3 separate regions of the Homo sapiens genome follow, and all the other regions are linked to region 3. Evidence: chromatin loops called from intact Hi-C (ENCODE). Cell type or tissue: heart right ventricle. All regions are shown on one strand. Each heading gives the region's core, and the rest is flanking DNA. Links, peaks and the distances in the headings are about the cores only.

Region 1 (7,347 bases), core at 1,236-6,235, 100 kb before region 3:
TAGGTTCTAATCTTGCTCCCCACTGTCTACTTTCCCTGACTTCTCAGATGTTCTTGAGCTCTGAATGATGTCTGAAGCCCTATGGATGAGTTTGCTCAGGAAGGCAGCAGTTACTGACAATTCCCTTTCTCCAAGGGCCTCCCTTTATGTAGTCTTGTATCCTAGATTCATTCACTGCCTGGATGCCAGAAGGTTATTCTGGAAACACAAATTGGATCATACCACCCACTGTGTTTAAACCCCTCAGCGACTCCTTGTTGTCCTAATGATAAGACCTGCAATTGTTGTATGGCTTGGGAATCCCTGCATGGCCTGGCCTCTCCCAGCTCTCCAGCTGCTTCCTGAACACACTCACCTCCCTCTACCCATCCAGGTCTCTCCATTCTGGTATACCTTCCACTACTCCCCAACCCAGTCTCACTGTTTGTGCATATGCCGAGCTGTTGGGCTCCATCACTCCTTCTTTTTAGAGACTAATTGACACCCATCCTTTCTTCAGTTCTCAGCTAGGTCTTTGCTTCCCCAGGAAAGACTTCTGGGACTAAGCCAAATGTTTCCTTTATTCTCCCCTCGACATTAAATTTCTGTTTTTTGAAGCAGTTATCACAAGAGTCTTTCTACATTTGTGTGTGTGCTTACTTCATTAACTTCTGTCTCTTCCATTAGACTGTGAGTTTCAGAAGGCAAGGACCACATCTGTTTGCTGTCACCATTAAATTCTCAATGCCTTATACAGTAGTGGAAATAAAGTATGCACTTGGGAATAATTGGCGAATGAATCAATGAGTCAATAAGCACGGAGGTTGGTTTCTCTTGTTCAAGTCATTGGTTGTGAACGACCCTACAGAGTTCTTTATGAAAGAGCAGATGGATCCTGCCTAAGTAAACAGGTGTTCCAAAGGCAGGTGGCTATTTGTACTGCTGGCCAGCAGCCAGATCCACGACATCTCCTGGGGATAAGGGGTGAAGCCAAGTTGAGGACCAGCTCCTGGTCATCTGTCAGGTGGGATAATCATGGTGCCCATTCATGGGGCTGCTGAGATTAAATGGGAAGCGATGTGTATGATGTTTTGTGCAGTGCCCAGCACAGAACAAGCGCTCAATGTGTATGTATATCTGTTCTTTCAGGGTCTTCTTTTTTTCATTTTTATTTTTTTGAGATGGAGTCTTGCTCTGTCTCCAGGCTGGAGTGCAGTGGCGCGATCTCAGCTCACTGCAATCTCCGCCTCCTGGGTTCAACTGATTCCCCTGCCTCAGCCTCCGGAGTAGCTGGGACTACAGGCATGCACCACCATGCCCAGCTAATTTTTTGTATTTTTAGTAGAGACAGGGTTTCACCATGTTGGCCAGGATGCTCTCGATCTCCTGACCTCATGATCCACCCACCTCAGCCTCCCAAAGTGCTGGGATTACAGGTGTGAGCCACCGTGCCCAGCCAGTATCTTCTTCTTTGTGTTGACTGCCAATGTACTCCCCTTCCCACTTCTGCTGGGGAAATCTGGAGGTCAAGACTGTAAACCTGAATTTGTATACACCTGTCTTCTTTTTGATTTTGAGATGGTCTCACTCTGTTACCCCGGCTGGAGTGCAGTGGCGTGATCTCAGCTCATTGCAACCTCCTCCTCCTGGGTTTAACCAATTCTCCAGCCTCAGCCTCTACACTAGCTGGGACTACAAGTGTGCACCACCATGCCTGGCTAATTTTTGTATTTTTTGGTAGAGATGGGGTTTTATCATGTTGGCCAGGCTGGTCTCAAATTCCTGACCTCAAGCTATCAACCTGCCTCGGCCTCTGAAAGTGCTGGGATTACAGGTGTAAGCCAAAGCACCCGGCCTCTTCTTTCTTACATATTTTGTGAGCCAGGGTTCTTGTTGGCTCCTTTCAGTGGTGGCATACTGAGAGTACAGTCTAGTTGCTGTAATAAAGAGAACCCTAGATACAGTGGCTTAAACAACCTGGAACTTCATTACTCTCTCATGTTAACAGTCCAGGGCTGGTGAGACAGCTTTGCCATCCTCAACACGTGACTCCCAGTAGTGGCCCCATGGTGGCTCTTCTGATTCTAGTCACCTCCCAGACACAGTGGTGGAAGGAGGGCAGACAGTGAGGACACACAGGCCCAGCCCTTTGAAAGGGAAGACTCAGAAGGGAACTTTTCACCTTTGCTTGTGTCCTGTTGGCCAGAACTTTGTCATGTGGTCAGGTTTAGTTGAAAGGAGGCTGGGAACAATGTAGTCTTGTTTCTGGTTACAACAATATCCCTACAGGAAAAGGGAGGAATGGAGAAGAGGGGACAACTCAGAGTCTGCCACCAGCACCAGAACTGCCCTCAAGGGCTGGGTTACCTCTTGGTCCCTTGTTGAGCCCTGGTGTTACACACAGGGCATGGCACATAGTAACCTCCTATGAATGTTGGGGAAATGAATGCATGAGTGAATAAACGGCTGAGGGAACAGAATCCAGAGAAAGCCCTCATCAAAGTGCTTGAGAAAATAAATACACAGATTGCCTACTTCTTCCCTAAATTCCACCTGTGTGACCTTGGGCAAGTTGCTTAAACTCTCCAAACCTCCATTGCTTCATCTCTAACATGGGGATAATAATAGCACCTTGCTCATAAGGCTGTTTGAGGAGTACGTTAGTTCATAAGTGTAAAGTGCTTAGAATAGTGCCTAGTACATGGTGTGCACTCAATAAATGATGGGTACAAATACTGTTATTTTAATATTATTACAAATAGTGCTATTGATGTACCAGCTCTCTCTTGGAAGATTCCACATCTCACGGGGTGCCGCATTATCCAGGGGTGTTTTCCTGTACAAGGGATGACCTTGAGAACTGCCATGGTAGCAGGAGGCCCCAGTTTCATCACCTGCCCCTTGAAAGGTCCTGTGCATACTTGGAAAGACCATCAGATTTAGTCGAATGAACTCTAGCACAAGTCCCAACTCTCCCATTTAATTATTGTGATTTTTAAGCAACAAACAAGACCTCTCTGAGCACAGCTCTCTTCAAAAGGAAGATGCTAATCACTCCCCATTGCTAGAAGGTTTCATGACACACTGCAGCTCCTTAGCTAAGGGCTTCTCCCCAGACAGTCCACCTCTGCCCCTACTGGAGAAGGAGTCTGTGAGGGGATTCTGGCCCTGGAATTGCAAGACACCTGACCCCACCTCCTCTGTGTGCTCAGCTGCCAAGACCTTGCCATTTCTGAAAACAATCGAACATTTCAGGAAAAGTGACTGTGGCCAAGTTGCTAATGTCCAGCAGCCATCAGAATCTGGCAGGCTCTCCCCACCTCCTGAATGGAGATGGTTTCCTTCCTGCCATTGCTAATGTTCCCTGCTCTGGGTGTGGGTAGGAGAAGTGGGAACCACATAATAAGGATTTGAAAATAGCTACTAGCCCACAGCAAGAAGTGGTTTCCACTTCACAGTGGACCAATTGCCTGATAGCAGGGAAGGGTGGTTGGTAGTTTCTGGGTCTGAGCTGGGCATCTGGGTTTAAATCCTAACACTATGGCCTGGTGCAGTGGCTCACACCTGTAATCCTAGCACTTTGGGAGGCCGAGGCAAGCAGATCACTTGAGGCCAGGAGTTCGAGACCTGCCTGACGAGTGTGGTGAAACCCCATTTCTACTAAAAATACAAAAATTGGCTGGGCATGGTGGTGTGCACCTGTAATCCCAGCTACCTGGGAGGCTGAGGCATGAGAATCGCTTGAATCTGGGCAGCAGAGGCTGCAGTAAGCTGAGATTGCAACACTGCACTCCAGCCTGGGTGACAGAGTGAGACTCTGTCTCAAAAATAAAATAAGACAGAGATTCAACAGACTTAAACATTCCTGCCTGCTGACTCTGAAGAGAGCAGCAGATCTCCTAGCACAGTGCTCAAGCTCTGCTAAGGGACAGACTGCCTCCTAAGTGGGTCACTGACCCCCATACCTCCTGACTGGGAGACATCTCCCAGCAGAGGTCAACAGGCACCTCATACAGGAGAGCTCCAGCTGGCATCTGGTGGGTGCCCCTCTGGGACGAAGCTTCCAGAGGAAGGAACAGGCAGCAATCTCTGCTGTTTTGCAGCCTCCACTAGTGATAATCAGGCAAACAGGGTATGGAGTGGACCTCCAGCAAATTCCAGCAGACCTGCAGCAGAGGGGCCTGACTGTTAGAAGGAAAACTAACAAACAGAAAGGAATAGCATCAATATCAACAAAAAGGACATCCACTCAGAAACTCCATCCAAAGGTCACCAGCATCAAAGACCAAAGGTAGATAAATCCATGAAGATGAGGAAAAACCAGCACAAAAAGGCTGAAAACTCCAAAAACCAGAATGCCTCTTCTCCAAAGATCACGACTCCTCGACAGCAAGGGAACAAAACTGGACAGAGAATGAGTTTGACAAATTGACAGAAGTAGGCTTCAGAAGGTGGGTAATAACAAACTAATCGGAGCTAAAGGAGCATGTTCTAACCCAATGCAAGGAAGCTAAGAACCTTGAAAAAAGGTTAGATGAATTGCTAACTAGAATAACCAGTTTAGAGAACAACATAAATGACGCGATGGAGCTGAAAAACACAGCACGAGAACTTTGTGAAGCATACACAAGTATCAATAGCTGAATCGATCAAGTGGAACAAAGGATATCAGAGACTGAAGATCAACTTAATGAAATAAAGCATGCAGACAAGATTAGAGAAAAAAGAGTGAAAAGGAATAAACAAAGCCTCCAAGAAATTGGGACTATGTGAAAAGACCAAACCTATGTTTGACTGGTGTACCTGAAAGTGACGGGGAGAATGGAACCAAATTGGAAAACACTCTTCAGAATATTATCCAGGAGAACTTCCCCACCTAGCAAGACAGGACAATATTCAAATTCAGGAAATACAGAGAATGCCACAAAGATACTCCTTGAGAAGAGCAACCCCAAGACACATAATCATCAGATTCACTGAGGTTGAAATGAAGGAAAAAATGTTAAGGGCAGCCAGAGAGAAAGGTCGGGTTACCCACAAAGGGAAGCCCATCAGACTAAGAGCGGATCTCTCTGCAGAAACCCTACAAGCCAGAGGAGAGTGGGGGCCAATATTCAATATTCTTAAAGATTTTTCAACCCAGAATTTCATATCCTGCCAAACTAAGCTTCATAAGTGAAGAAGAAATAAAATCGTTTACAGACAAGCAAATACTGAGAGATTTTGTCACCACCAGGCCTGCCTTACTAGAGCTCCTGTAGGAAGCACTATACATGGAAAGGAACAACCGGTACCAACCACTGCAAAAACATACCAAATTGTAAAGACCATTGACACTATAAAGAAACTGTATCAACTAATGAGCAAAATAACCAGCTAGCATCATAATGGCAGGATCAAATTCACACATAACAATATTCACCTTAAATGTAAACAGGATAAATGCCCCAATTAAAAGACAGACTGGCAAATTGGATAAAGAGTCAAGACCAATCAGTGTGCTGTATTCAGGAGACCCATCTCATGTGCAAAGACACACATAGGCTCAAAATAAAAGGATGGAGGAATATTTACCAAGCAAATGGAAAGCAAAAAAAAAGCAGGGGTTGCAATCCTAGTCTCTCATAAAACAGACTTTAAACCAACAAAAATCAAAAAAGACAAAAAAGGGCATTACATAATGGTAAAGGGATCAATGCAACAAGAAGAGCTAACTACCCTAAATATATATGCACCCAATACAGGAGCACCCAGATTCATAAAGCAAGTTCTTAGAGACCTACAAAGAGAATTAAACCCCCACACAATAATAGTGAGAGACTTTAACACCCCACTGTCCATATTAGACAGATCAATGAGACAGAAAATTAAAAAGGATATTCAGGACGTGAACTCAGCTCTGGACCAAGTGGACCTATTAGACATCTACAGAACTCTTCACCCCAAATCAACAGAATATACATTCTTCTCATCACACTTATTCCAAAATTGACCACATAATTGGAAGTAAAACACTCCTCAGCTAATGGAAAAGAATGGAAATAATAGTCTATCAGACCCCGTGCAATCAAATTAGAACTCAGGATTAAGAAACTCACTCAAAACCACACAACTACATGGAAACTGAACAACCTGCTTCTGAATGACTACTGGGTACATAACGAAATTAAGGCAGAAATAAAAATGTTCTTTGAATCCAATGAGAACAAAGACACAACATACCAGAATCCCTGGGACACAGCTAAAGCAGTGCTTAGAGGGAAATTTATAGTACTAAATGCCCACAGGAGAAAGCAGGAAAGATCTAAAATTGACACCCTAACATCTCAATTAAAAGAACTAGAGAAGCAAGAACAAACAAATTCAAAAGCTAGCAGAAGACTAGAAATAACTCAGATCAGAGCAGAACTGAAGGAGATAGAGACACAAAAAACCCTTCAAAAAATCGATGAATCCAGTAGCTGGTTTTTTGAAAAGATCAACAGAATAGATAGACCACTAGCCAGACTAATAAAGAAGAAAAGAGAGAAGAATCGAATAGATGCAATAAAAAATGATAAAGGGGATATCACCATTGATCCCATAGAAATACAAACTACCACCATCAGAGAATACTATAAACACCTCTACACAAATAAACTAGAAAATCTAGAAGAAATGGATAAATTCCTGGACACATACACCCTCCCAAGACTAAACCATAAAGAAGTAGAATCCCTGAATAGACCAATAACAAGTTCTGAAATGGAGGCAGTAATTAATAGCCTACCAACCAAAAAAAGCTCATAACCAGATGGATTCACAGCCAAATTCTACCAGAGGTACAAAGAGGAGCTGGTACCATTCCTTCTGAATTTATTCCAAACAATAGAAAATGAGGGACTCCTCCCTAACTCATTTTATGAGGCCAGGATCATCCTGATACCAAAACCTGGCAGAGGCACAACAAAAAAAGAATATTTCAGCCAATATCCCTGATGAACATCGATGCAAAAATTCCTCAATAAAATACTGGTAAACCGAATCCAGCAGCACATCAAAAAGCTTATCTACCATGATCAAGTCAGCTTCATCCCTCAGATGCAAGGCTGGTTCAACATAAGCAAATCAATAAACGTAATCCAAACAGAACCAATGACAAAAACCACATGATTATCTCAATAGATGCAGAAAAGGCCTTCAATAAAATTCAACACCACTTCATGCTAAAAACTCTCAATAAACTAGGTATTGATGGAACATATCTCAAAATAATAGAGCTATTTATGACAAACCCACAGCCAATATCATACTGAATGGGCAAAAGCTGGAAGCATTCCCTTTGAAAACCAGCACAAGACAAGGATGCTCTTTCTCATCACTCCCATT
Region 2 (5,000 bases), core at 1-5,000, 430 kb before region 3:
TACTACACTGATGACATCAACCGGGCCTGTCTGTTTGTTCCCTCCATCGATGTGCTTAACCAGAACACACTGCGCATCAAGGAGACAGCACAAGCGATGGCCCAGCTCTCTAGGTATCTCACACTCATACAGCCCAGCCCCCAGGAGATACTTGAGTGGCCCTCAGGGAACTAAAGGGAAGGGAAGGATGGGAATGCTTCTGCTCTTGAGTTGGTTTCCCGATGCTGTCTTCTTGCAGGACGGGGTGTGTTGGAGGGACTGACTTGCAGCATGAGGCCTGTGTGGCAGCATCTGCCTGTGTGCCCGTGAAGAGTAGTCTGCCATCTCCGGCACTACTGCTGTGGGTTCCCAGCCTCTTAGAGTTTCCAAACTAAGCGTGGCTCTTCTTCATTTATTCTTCCTTTTAAATCTAAATATGCTACCACCTCCTCGTAGCACTTACATAATACACATTCACTGTAAGAAATCTGAAAATACAGGTAAGCAAAAAGAAGAATCTAAGATTCATTCTGAAATCCTTCCTCTAAGAGATAAACATTATTAATATTTTGATGTTACTAAAAATACACATACACATCTGTATATAAATGTTTTGTTCCAAATGGGATCACACAGTACATACTCTTTTGCTTTTTCCCTTAATATATCATGAATATATTTCCAAATTATGACATAATTTTATGTTCTTTTACTATATAACTTTAAGGGTTGCATAGTATTCCATTTTGCAGATGTTCTACCATATATTTAACCAGGCTTCTCTAATGTATTTTGTGTTTCTTTAACCAAATGGTGAACATTTGGGTAGTTTTCAACTTTTCATTATTAGAAGCAGGTCTGTATGGGACAAGCTTGAAGTACACGTGCGTTCATTTTTCCCTGTCATGGAGCCAGACTTGTGTCTGATGTGCTGTTGGGATTTCCAGGAGTTTGCTTTGCATACCTGAGAAGCGGCCCTATTTGGGCTTGGGGATCCTTGATAGTTGTTGTCTAGTAACTGACTCTTGTCTTTTCATAGTTGACACATTAATTCTCCTACATTTTAAATTTCTTGACAGGTGGGATCGAGGTACGAATCACCTGTTGTTCAACATGTTGCCTGGAGGTCCCCCAGATTATAACACAGCCCTGGATGTCCCCAGAGACAGGTAGGAGGCATATTTGGGGCTGTCCTTATGATGGGTTCAAGATCATTTTGTTCATGTGAAATTATATTCCTAAATCTACCACATACTTTGTAATCAGAATTGTTTATTAAACTAGAAAATTGTCATAAGTATTTTCCTCCTGAAGATTTAGAAGTGCTTAAATCTTTTATGGAAAACCAGTTAGGGCTTATGTCCTGGCATAGCCTCTAAAACTGTTTTCCCACTCTGGATTGTGCACTTCTGAGTGTAACACATCCAGCCCCCAAAAGTGTGACAGGCTTGTGCTAGCTCTCTCTGAATTCGGGAGCATTTGCCACAAGTAGATGCACAGCTTACTGAGAGAAGGTAGCGTGGATATGTAAAAGCGATACCCAAAGCCTATAATGTAGAGGGTAATGGGGGCACGCTGATTCTCATTTACTTTCTGTTGTTTCAATCAGTAGGGTTCTTTCTGTCCGTTCCTCCCTCCCTCCCTGCCTGCCTGCCTTCATTATTCGCCCCTCTTGCCTTTCGTTCCTTCCAGAAAAACCTTCCAAATAGGCAGATGTGGTATGGGGTGGCCATGACTGCCTGAGAGTGACTTTGAGTTCACTCACTGTATTTATCTGCCCTTTCATCACTGACTGAAAGATTTTGGTATGAGCTTTCTTGGAAAGCTCTGGTATGAGGTGCTACTTAAGGGACCTCTCTTAGTGCTGGGTTCAAGGCTTTGAGGAAAGTAGAAAGTTGGGGCGCAATATATAAGCGTCGCGGGCAATGCTCAAGGTATAGAATTGTTAACAGTTCACCTAAACTTGTTTATCACCAGTCTTATTACAGTTGGTGTTTAACTCTTAAACTCATTGTTAACTGAAAAGGTAACAGCCTGAGGTATTAGCCTGAGAACAGCCTGAGGCTAGTTCTCAACTTGTTAGAGGCTAACATTATCATTTATGAAAATCGACACTTAGTATTCCTTTTCCCCAGAAGATTAAATCTAAACCTTCTTTGCATTAAGTGATTATCTAAAGTCAGTTTTGAGTTTCTGTCTGGAAATATAATTATAACTACACAAGACAAACACTCCAGGACCACCCTTCAGCTTTGGTGTAGAGACCGTTTTGGACGATAGAGGGCAGTCCGGGTGCACAAATGCTGTAGGAAGTGGCTGAACACAGGGTAATTCCGGATTTGGCTCTCAGCCCCAGAGAAGGTGTGCCTGTTCCTGAGTGGGCTACTGTTTTATGGATTTGGTTGTTCTGGGGAAGTGAAATAACTTTGGAGAACAGAGAAGGGAAGGAAAAGAGCTGTTAGGAATGCAGAGTCTCCATCTCCAGTTCTGGATTTTTTTTCAGAAGGGCTTCTTTCTGTTTGGGTCATTTCACTTTTTGCTGACATTTTGGTATATGCATCTGCATGGGAGTTGGATTTTATTTTTATCAAGTGCACATGTTAAATGCGATTTCATTTGTCTGCAGGAAGGTGTCAAGTAGACAGGAGAAAGTGTGAGTACATGCCAGTGTTTAGGTGTTAGGATCAGGAAGGTTAAATAGTTTTTCCTATGCATGTATTTTTGTAAGTGATTATAGCCAATCCTATAGCAGGTAATGAATCACCATCTAGTCCTTTATCTTTGCATGTGGGAAATTTCATTTTGAAACTTAGGTGGCCTTCTTGTTGGGGTAAGGAATAGTAGATTTGTTTGTTAATTTTTCTTATCCTTCATCCTTGCTCCTGGATTCAAAGGAGGCAAGAACTGTGAATGCAGAATGGTTTTACAGGAGCTGCATGTCAGATTGTTTGGAAATTAGAAAACAGATGGGCTAGATTAGACTGCTTTAAGATCTCCTAAAGTTCAAAAGCATAGGTGTGATTACTTAAAAATTATTTTACTTAAGGAAATACAGTACAAGGACCTGGACTGAAGGGAAATGTCTGCTCAGTGAATTTTTTTTAATGCTGCTTAAATGTTTTTATTTCTCTTTCAATTAAAAAAAAATCCATACACATGATACATATATACTTTGTGCAAGGGTCGAACAGCATGCAAGTGTATAAAGAGTAAAACGTAAAAACCTGCTTTGATTCCCTCCTCTGTTTTCACTCCCTTCCTGAAAGATACTTATATTAAAATATGATGTGTTTTTCTAGTCTTTTTTCTATGGATTTAGACACAAGCACACATACAAACCAATTTTATTTTAACTTGAGTAGGAGCATATTTCATGACTTATACATCTTTTAATGACTTAACTGATGTTAGTTTTCTCAGATGTGTTCTGTAATACCGTTACTACCTTGGATTTCTTATCCTTTCTTTGCAAATATCTCTCACACATTTCTACTTTTATGTGGGTGTTTATTTATTTACTTAAACTTGTTATGGAAAATTTCACACCTATATAAAGAAGCGAGACTAGTACAGTGAACACCACATATCCTCTGTCCAGCTTCGATCATTATCTTGAGGCCCGTCTTGTTTCATCCTTACTCTCATCTACCTCCACCTCCGCTAGATTATCTAGAAACAAATGCCAGACATCAGATCCTTGCATCTGTAAATATTGTGTGAATCTCTGCATGATACAGCCTTTTCAAAAAATGTAACTAACTATAATACTATTATCATACCTAAGAAAATTAACAATAATTTTTCCATATCACCAAATAGTCACTAAATATCTAGCCTTTGCTCATGTTTACCTGTCTCACAAATATTGTTTTACAGTTTGTTTGACTCAGTGAACAAATAAGGATGACCGATAGAATCGGTCTGCTTTTTTGGGTTTTGTTTTGTGCAAAACCTGAAGCTTTATATTTGAGGAATTTGCAGGCCTGATTCCATGCATGGTTTAAAGGAAAGCAAAGGACAAACTTGCAGCCTCACTGTGTTTAGGCACTGCGAATACTTAGATAGCAGGAGGAGAACTGTGAGAAAACATGCAGAACACTGGGTTAGGGAGGGTGGAGAATACAAGGCCGTGGAGAGGAAGGCTCAGTGTCAGAGGAGACGTCCCAGAATCAGGCAGCCCTGCAAAGTGCTAAAAATGCTGGAGAGCGCCTCCAGTGATTATAATACTTGGCCTGACCTGAGTCAGATCATCATATTAATACTTCTTTAGCTGCAGGTTTTCTTTTCAGTCTCTTGCAGCTTTGGAACTAATCTCTGATTTGGGGATACATAATGGGAAAACAGAATGTGCTGTTCAGAAATTCACTTTTCAGTCAATGTAAACCATGTGTTCTGTAAAGCAAGGGATGCTTACAATATTTTCTCCATTATAATGTAATGGAGACCTTGGCAGAAGAAGATACAGTGCCTTAGAGTGCATGCCAGTAGCAGGGCTGGCATGAGGCCAGTTTGACTAATTGCAGTCGTGGCTCTTTTTGAGATGACAAACAGACTGCATGTGGATGATCTTCAGCGTAAGGCATGCTTCTGATTGCTGCTTTCCTACTGCCAGTGCTGAACATTCACCTTAACCCCCCTGGAACAGAATAACAAGTTTGGGGCCCCGGGGACAGAATAACAGTAAAGGTTGATGTGATATACAACTGCTTCCTTTCTCTGCACATACACACCCACTTCTCCTCTGGGGCTGTGAGTGTAATAGCCTAATCACCCACGACCCTGGCTTACCTGGACTGCCTGGTGCCTGAATATTGCATCCATGTCTGCTTCTCTGCACATAGGCCATGGGGCCCATAGAGTCTGCTTGCCATCATGGTCATGGAACCTGCCCAAGTTCATGTTGGATGGTTTCAGTGCTGCATGATAATCAGGAAAAATAAGACCGTATGTTGGTACTAAGGATAGTTATTACATTTTACAGAGTAGACCGGCAGCTGGAGAAGTTTTTAGCCTGCAGGTTA
Region 3 (7,347 bases), core at 902-5,901:
CCCGAGTTTTGGGTTGCCTCGTGGTGCTGTCCAGGAAGGGGGAGCTAAGCTATGTCTAACGTGGACCCCTGCCTATAGCAAAAGGGCTTCCTAAAAGGCCAGGCACTGGAACTGGCCTGGGCTGGGGCTGAAGGCTGGCTTTACTGTGTCCCAACTGTATGACCTTGGGCTAACTGCTTAAATCTTTCTGTGCCTCGGTTTCCCCATCTGTAAAATGGGGACAGATTAAATGAGCTAATACAAAAAAGTGCTTAGAATAGGGACTGGATTGTCAGTCCTCAATACATGTTAGCTTTCATAATAAATGCTGTTGTGGTCATTATTATTATTTTCCTTGGCCAGTGAGTTGGAGAAGGAGTTTGGTTCAGGAGGGACATGATGTAGTGAGGACAGGCAGAGATGGGAGTGGGAGATGGACACCACCTGTGTCTGGCCCCGAGCTGGACACAGGGAGCAAGTGATGAGGCCTGCAGGAAAAGCTCAGCCAGAGAATGTTATGATGCAGAAGAGGGAGGAGGGGCAGCCCACAAGGACTCAGGAAAGCTCCGGGATGACCTGTAATCCCAGCACTTTGGGAGACCAAGGTAGGCAGATCACTTGAGGTCAGGAGTTCGAAACCAGCCTGGCCAACATGGTGAAACCCCGTCTCTACCAAAAACGCACAAAATTAGCCAGGCATGGTGGCGGGTGCCTGTAGTCCCAGCTACTCAGGAGGCTGAGGCAGGAGAATTGCTTGAGCCCGAGAGGCAGAAGTTGCAGTGAGCCGAGGTCATGCCACTGCACTCCAGCCTGGGCAACAAGAGCAAGACTCCGTCTCAAAAAAAAAAAAAAAAAAAAGAGATAGAGAGAGAAAAGAAAGGATCTAGCAATATGTATGTAAGGTGCTGGGTGCTTATACATTTTATCTCATTTAATATTCACGTGTTGAGGACATTTAATATTGTTGATGATTATATTCCTATCATCAACGACTGTTATTATCCCTGTTAGGGATGAAGAGACTGAGGGTCACAAAGGGGAAGTAATTTTCTCAAGGTCACGCAGCTGGGAGGTGGTGGAGACAGGAGTAGAACCGTCACCCACCCTGCGGGTTACCATCCGCGGGTGGGAAGGGTGGGTGCGCTGGGCTGAGAACTGGGGCAGGTCTCCTCCGGGCTCTGCCTCTGTGTTGCTGTGTGATCTCGACTCGGAGCTTCTTGCCCCTCTTCTGTGGAATGAAAGGGGAGCGAAGGAGGAGGGTGTCTGAGGGGCGAGAGATGAGCCTGGAAGAGAAGCAAGGGCGGGCAGGGGGGGCTGTGACCTCAGCAGGCGGGGTGAGGTCCCAGCTCAGGAGCATCCTGGGAGCTCTGGTGGACCTGGCCTGGAGCTAATTAGCTGCTGGGAGGGGAAGTGCAAGGGCGGCGACCTTGTGGGGCGGGCCAGCCTCCCGCTGGCCCTGACACTAAGCCCAGCACCCACGAACATCTGGCCCGCTTTCATGCAGGCCTGGAGAGAGGCTCTGTCTGAGGGTCAGAGGTGGGGTGCAGATTGTCAGGGAGGACCTAGCTCTGCCCTGGGAGTTATGGGACCTTGGACCAGTTTCCCCATCCATCCCGGTGATAGATGAAGCCGGCAGCCCCCTCCGTGGGCCCCCTTCCAAACCTCACATTCCCTGGGCCTGTGAGTGTGGGGAGAGGTCAGGGAGATAGGACATCCCTGGAGGCCTAGGGATGTGGGGCGAGGCCTGTGGGAGGACAGCTGAGGTGAACCGGGAAGAGGACTGCAGTGTCATGAAGACTTGTGCTTAGAAAGAGCCTTGTAGGTCCGGGTGCGGTGGCTCACGCCTATAATCCCAGCACTTTGGGAGGCCAAGGCGGGTGGATCACCAGGTCAGGAGTTCGAGACCAGCCTGACCAACATGGAGAAACCCCATCTCCACTAAAAATACAAAAAATCCATAGCCGGGTGTGGTGGCGCATCCCTGTAGTCCCAGCTACTCAGGAGGCTGAGGCAGGAGAATTGCTTGAACTCAGGAGGCGGAGGTTGCAGTAAGCCGAGATCACGCTACTGCACTCCAGCCTGGGTGACCGAGTGAGACTCCCTCTCAAAAAAAGAGCCTTGGAGAGCTAGCCCATGGTTTGAGCCACTTAGGATCACCACAGTGGAGGGGTGGCCAAGGGAGTGAGGTCCTTGTCCTGTCATCCTAGGCTCCAACGGCTTTCTTTGTCTGCCTCCGTGTCTGTCTTCCCCACTGGGTGTGGCAGAGTCAGGCCTCTACTGCTAAGCCTGAAAATGCCCGACTCAGGCCAGCCCCATTTGACAGAGAGAAAGGCCCAGAGAGGGGAAGGGACTTGCTTGAGCCACAGCCAAGGAGGCTGAGGGGACTGCGGTGACAGAGGAGCGCCACCTCCATCTCCCTATCCATGTAACTCCAGCGCGTCTGCCTCTGAGGAAAAGAGACCTGCAGCCTACCCGGATGTGCTCATGCCAGCGCAGAAGAGTGTGTCCAAGGTGTGGTCTCCCTGGACCACTGGCTCTCCTGGCATCTTCCGTAGGAACCTACGCAGCTCCATGTGTTCTTCACTCCTGGTTTCTCCCTTCTCAGAATTCCAGGCTGCTGAGTTTTTCATTTCGCCGTCCCTCAGAGAGGCAGAATCCGTGTGTTGGGGAAGTCTGGAGATGCCCCTGGACTTCCCTGGGAGGTGCAACTTAAAAACAAAGAAACAAAACCGCAAATCCAACGCCTATCAACTGTCAGGTGTGGCCTGACAACATCCCGATGTCCCGTCGTAGCAGGATTGCCCCCGCTTTGGAGGGGAGGAAACCAAGGCTCAGAGAGGAAATGGGCGCTCCTGGTGTCCCCCGCTGGGAGTAGAACTCAAGCCTGGAGGCTCCAAGCAGCCTGTGGCCTGCTCTGGTGAGGTTTTTCGCACCTCTCCCAGGGCCTCCTTCCTCCCCGACGCAGAACAACTCGGATCTGCTGGTCCCACGGCGTCCTCAGGTCTCATCGGACCGTCAGTGGGCCTGGACAGCAGTGAGCAGGGCCCAGACGGCCGTTTCAGAGACAAGGGCGACACCTGCTGGAGATAAGTGAGCACGACATGCTAAGGCCAGGGGCGCATTCACTGCCTGGCTTCCTTTCTCCCTTGATGGGTGTTTATTGAAGGCCTGCTAGATGCAGCATCTCCAAGGTGTCAGAGACACTGAATGAAACCTGGTCTTTACCCCACAAGAGATTCCCAGCCAAATATAGAAGGTGCATAGCAATAATTGCAATGTAAAGTATGAAAACCAATGGTTTTCACTTTTTCCCCGCTTTTAATCAGTGGAAATAAATTCCTGTGTGAAAATGTAGTTAATAGGCCAGGTGCAGTGACTCACACCTGTAATCCCGACACTTTGGGAGGCCAAGGCAGAAGGATTGCTGGAGCTCAGGAGTTTGAGACCAGCCTGGCAACACAGCGAAACTGCGTCTCGACCAAAAATACAAAAGTTGGCGGAGTGTGGTGGCATGCACTTATGGTCCCAGCTACTCCAGAGGCTGAGGTGGGAGGATTGTTTGAGCCTTGGAGGTCAAAGCTGCAGTGAGCTGAGATTGCGCCACTGCACCCCAGCCTGGGTGACAGAGTGAGACCCTGTCACCAAGAAAACCAAAAGCAAAATCAAAAAAAGTAATTGACAATAGTAGCCAACACTTAGCGAGCACTTACTGTGTGCTAGGCATGGTCCTGAGCGCCTTATTTGAATGAACTCATTTATTCCTCCCAACAACCCTTAGGAGGCAGGTACAACATTAGCTTCGCTTTACAGATGAGGAGACTAATGATCAAAGAATGCGAGTAACCTGGCCAGGGTCATGAAGCTTGAAAGATGCAGAGTCAGGTTTTGAATGCAGGCCGCCTGGCTTTGAAGCCTTGACCTTCATCTCAAGGTTATGGGACTGCCTCTCTGTACACCTGGTACAAGTAAGGCTTCTCTGGCAGTAGGGGTTGGGGGGATGTGAAGTTAGGAACCACACTTGCTCTGCCCATCCCCCACCTCCTCTGGATTCCTAAGGAACCATCAAAAGCTGCCGACCCCAGTGTGGAAATCAGTGCATGCATGACATCGATAGGTCTTAAGCAGGGAAGAGGGAAAATTCTTTTTGAAGGAGAATTTGTATCATTTTAATGATTTTTATGTACAGAAAATGAAAGTGTACATTTAACCCAGTTAAGTGGCAAGTTCTTTAACCTTTGCCTTTTCCAACTTGGCAATGCAAGCCATAGATTTGGGACCCAGGATATTGCCTCCCCAGTGACGACGGATATCATCATATCTGTCGTTGTAATTAGTCCTGACAGCTTCCACCAGCTTCATCAAAACTCCTTTGTCTTCTGAGTTAACCTGTGTGAAGGCAACAGTGGTGCAGGTCTTCCTGTGGACTGGACGTTCCAGTCTTGCCTTCCCCTTGATAATGCAATCAGAGACCCACATTTTACAATGCAGGGCAGGCAGGAAGACAACAAGCTCGATGGGATCCTCGTCATGTCAAGTGCTACTCAAAATGGTTAGGCCCATTGTCTCCAAGCTACCTGCTGAGAGGTGATCGGCCTAGCATGCACACTCTTCTCTGCGGGAAGCAGCAGGCTGGCAACCAAACGTCTGTTCACATGCAGTCATCACTGGCTGAGCCTTCTTGTTCTCCACCAAGGGGTAACGGTGTTGACTCCTGCTTGAAGGACAGGTAGTCTCTTAGTGAGGATGTCCCCTTTGCTGTCAGCTTTCTTCTCAGCCTGGGCCAACAGCCTCTGCTTCTACTCTTGCTTTGTCTCTGGTCTGTATTTGTGGGTCAGCTTAGGCAGCTGAGTAGCTGGTGGTCCAGGTCCTGGGTGAACTGGTTAATCACAGGGGGCACTTTCAGCCACTTATAGAGGATGGCTCTCTGCCGCTGCAACCTGATATAGCAGGGCCATTTCACAAAGCGGCTGAGGTCACTTTTGGGCTGGATGTCCAGTGCCAAAATTCTTAGGCCTTTTCTTAACAGAGGGGATTCACCACTTTCTTGGTCTCCTGCTTCTCCATGACAGCAGGGGCCGGGGCCACTTTCTTCCCCCTGCGCTTCTTTCCTCTTGGCATCTTGGGAAGGTGGAGGAGCAGAAGAAAATAGATTTATGTGTTGCAATGGTTACTCTAGGGGTGGAGCAAGGAACTCAAACCAGAAGCTGTGATCAGATTTGGGAGGTGAACTGGGGAGGGAGTAGAGGGCACAAGAGCAGAGGAGGAAGGATGATCTGTGTTCACTGAGGAGATCACGTGGTCATAAGCTTGATTTTTAACTTACTTGGAGTGAGGTATGTGTCTAATTTGTCTCTTGAGCCAATCAATTTATTCACAGCCATTTGTAGAACATCTACTATTCACTGTTCTCAATGCTGGGGACACAGTGGGAAACAAGGACATAGGTCCTGCTTTTATGAGGCTTACACTCTTGTTGTGGGAGGGGGTCTAATAATGACCTAATAAGTAAATAAGATGAAGATGGTGATAAATATCATAGGGCAGATAAAGCAAAGCAATGTGCTGAGAGAGGCCAACCCAGCTGGTTTGAATTCTTACGCTGCCACTGGCTGTGCAGATCTAGGAACTGAGTGTTTCTGGCAGAGGGAATGGCAGATGCAAAGGCCCCGAGGTGGGAAGGTGCTTGGGGCATTAGAGAAACAGAAAGTGTGACTGAAGCATGAGAGGAGAGGAGGTCAGACAACTAGGCGGGGGTTAGAGCACATGCCTAGAGAAAAAAAAAAAAGCTTTGATTTTTGTCCAGGGCAATAAAACACTGTAGGAAAGTTTGGGGCAGAAACATGATAAGGTCTGATTTGCATTTGTAAAGTATCACTCTGACTGCTGAGAGGAGAAGGATTGTAGGGTGGCAAGAGTGAAAGCCAGGCTAAGTGTGGTGGCTCACGCCCATAATCCCAGCATTTTGGCAGATCCAGGTGAGAAGATCACTCAAGGCCAGGAGACCATCCTGGGCAACATAGCAAGACCCTGTCTCTAAAAAAAAAAAAAAAAAATTATCTGGGTGTGGTGGCACGTTTGTAGTTCCAGCTACTCAGGAGGCTGAGGTGGGAGGATCACTTGAGCCCAGGAGTTGGAGGCTGGCTGCGGTAAGCCGTGATCACACCACTGTACTCCTGCCCAGACAACAGAGTGAGACCTTATCTCCAAAAATAAAAAATAAAAATAAAAAAGACTGAAACCAGGGAGTTGAGTTGTCCAGTTAGGAGATGATTGCATTAAGCCAGGAGGGCGATGACGGTGACTTGGAACAAAAGGGTGGAAGGAGGCAGATCAAAAGCATTGGAAGGTAGAGGTGGCTGGGCTTACTGAAGGGCTGGAAATCGGGGTGGATGGGGAAGATATGTCAAAGGAAGGAACCAAGGGTATGTCCTAGAATTTGCACCGTGGATGAATGGTGCTGTGACTTACTTAGATGAGGATGACAGGAGGAACAGGTGTGGGGCAGATGCTAAAGGGAAGAAGAGTTCCACATGTGGTTGCATGAGAAGAGATGAGACATAAAAATGCATATATGAGTCCAGGAACTGTTGAACAGATCAGATCTGGAATTATAAATCTAGCTGTCATCTCATGAAGAAAAGGTGATCCATGACCAGGGAGAAGTGATTCACAATTCTATATCCAGCCATAAAAAGAGCTCCCATCGATATCGCTATTAACACCACCAATGTCAATGCCATTCTTGCATTACCATTGTTGTCATCAGGATCACCACCATCATCAGCAACACAATCATCACTATCACCACCACCACCATCATTATCATCACCATAATGACCTCTCATTACCTCACCATCACACTTCACCATTCTTCTCATCACTACAGTCATCACTCCCATCATCACTGTAGCAACCAGCATCTGCATCATCATCGCTATAGCAACCGCCACCTCCATCGTCATCACCATAGCAACCATCTCCATCATCACCACCATAGCAAACACCATTACCATCCTCATCACCATAGCAACCACATAATTCTCATCAGATACCATCATCAGCATTGTTATCATTGCCATCAATGTTATCACCACCTCTCCCACCATCAGTGTCACTAGTAACACCACCATTTTCATTCTCATAACAACTCTAACAACTATCTATCACCATTTCCTCCATCACCAACTCCATCACCATCAGAAACAGCAGATCTCTATCTCCATTACAGCTACCATTGCATTACCATTTCTATTACCATCCTCCTCCTCATTATCTGTTATTAAATGTTATTATTCTTGTAAAGCTGAAAGCTCTTGACCTGTGAACACTCATCTGCACTTTTCCTCACTGTTGCTGAGTTCACTTTTC

Evidence for each region. A loop is a pair of places that touch in the nucleus more often than their neighbours do. Peaks named below come from ENCODE experiments on the same cell type or tissue, not always from the same donor. Only the 100,000 strongest peaks of a DNase experiment are listed, where the experiment ranks them.
Region 1: a loop joins it to region 3, with 2.1 times the contacts of the local background. A loop is called at or near these places in 2 of 110 quality-filtered maps.
Region 2: a loop joins it to region 3, with 19 times the contacts of the local background. A loop is called at or near these places in 56 of 110 quality-filtered maps.

The regions. Positions count from the first base shown.
Region 1 is chr11:44,434,070-44,441,416 of GRCh38, forward strand. No RefSeq gene overlaps it. Among named protein-coding and RNA genes, the nearest start is that of ALX4, 130 kb to the left of the region's middle. In heart right ventricle, for the core only: a CTCF peak has its summit at 3,116; a DNase peak (open chromatin) is centred at 3,312; H3K27ac peaks cover 1,727 bases.
Region 2 is chr11:44,108,136-44,113,135 of GRCh38, forward strand. It overlaps EXT2 (exostosin glycosyltransferase 2), which reads left to right. Exons shown (of 14, transcript NM_207122.2): 2 at 1-113; 3 at 1,059-1,148. Among named protein-coding and RNA genes, the nearest start is that of EXT2, 15 kb to the left of the region's middle. RefSeq lists an enhancer at 2,312-2,391. In heart right ventricle, for the core only: a CTCF peak has its summit at 2,256 (motif pointing right); DNase peaks (open chromatin) are centred at 2,286 and 4,525; H3K27ac peaks cover 1,193 bases.
Region 3 is chr11:44,535,597-44,542,943 of GRCh38, forward strand. It overlaps the pseudogene RPL7AP79. Among named protein-coding and RNA genes, the nearest start is that of CD82, 26 kb to the right of the region's middle. RefSeq lists enhancers at 1-350, 4,199-4,805 and a silencer at 3,029-3,088. In heart right ventricle, for the core only: a CTCF peak has its summit at 3,067 (motif pointing left); DNase peaks (open chromatin) are centred at 2,801 and 3,035; H3K4me3 peaks cover 374 bases.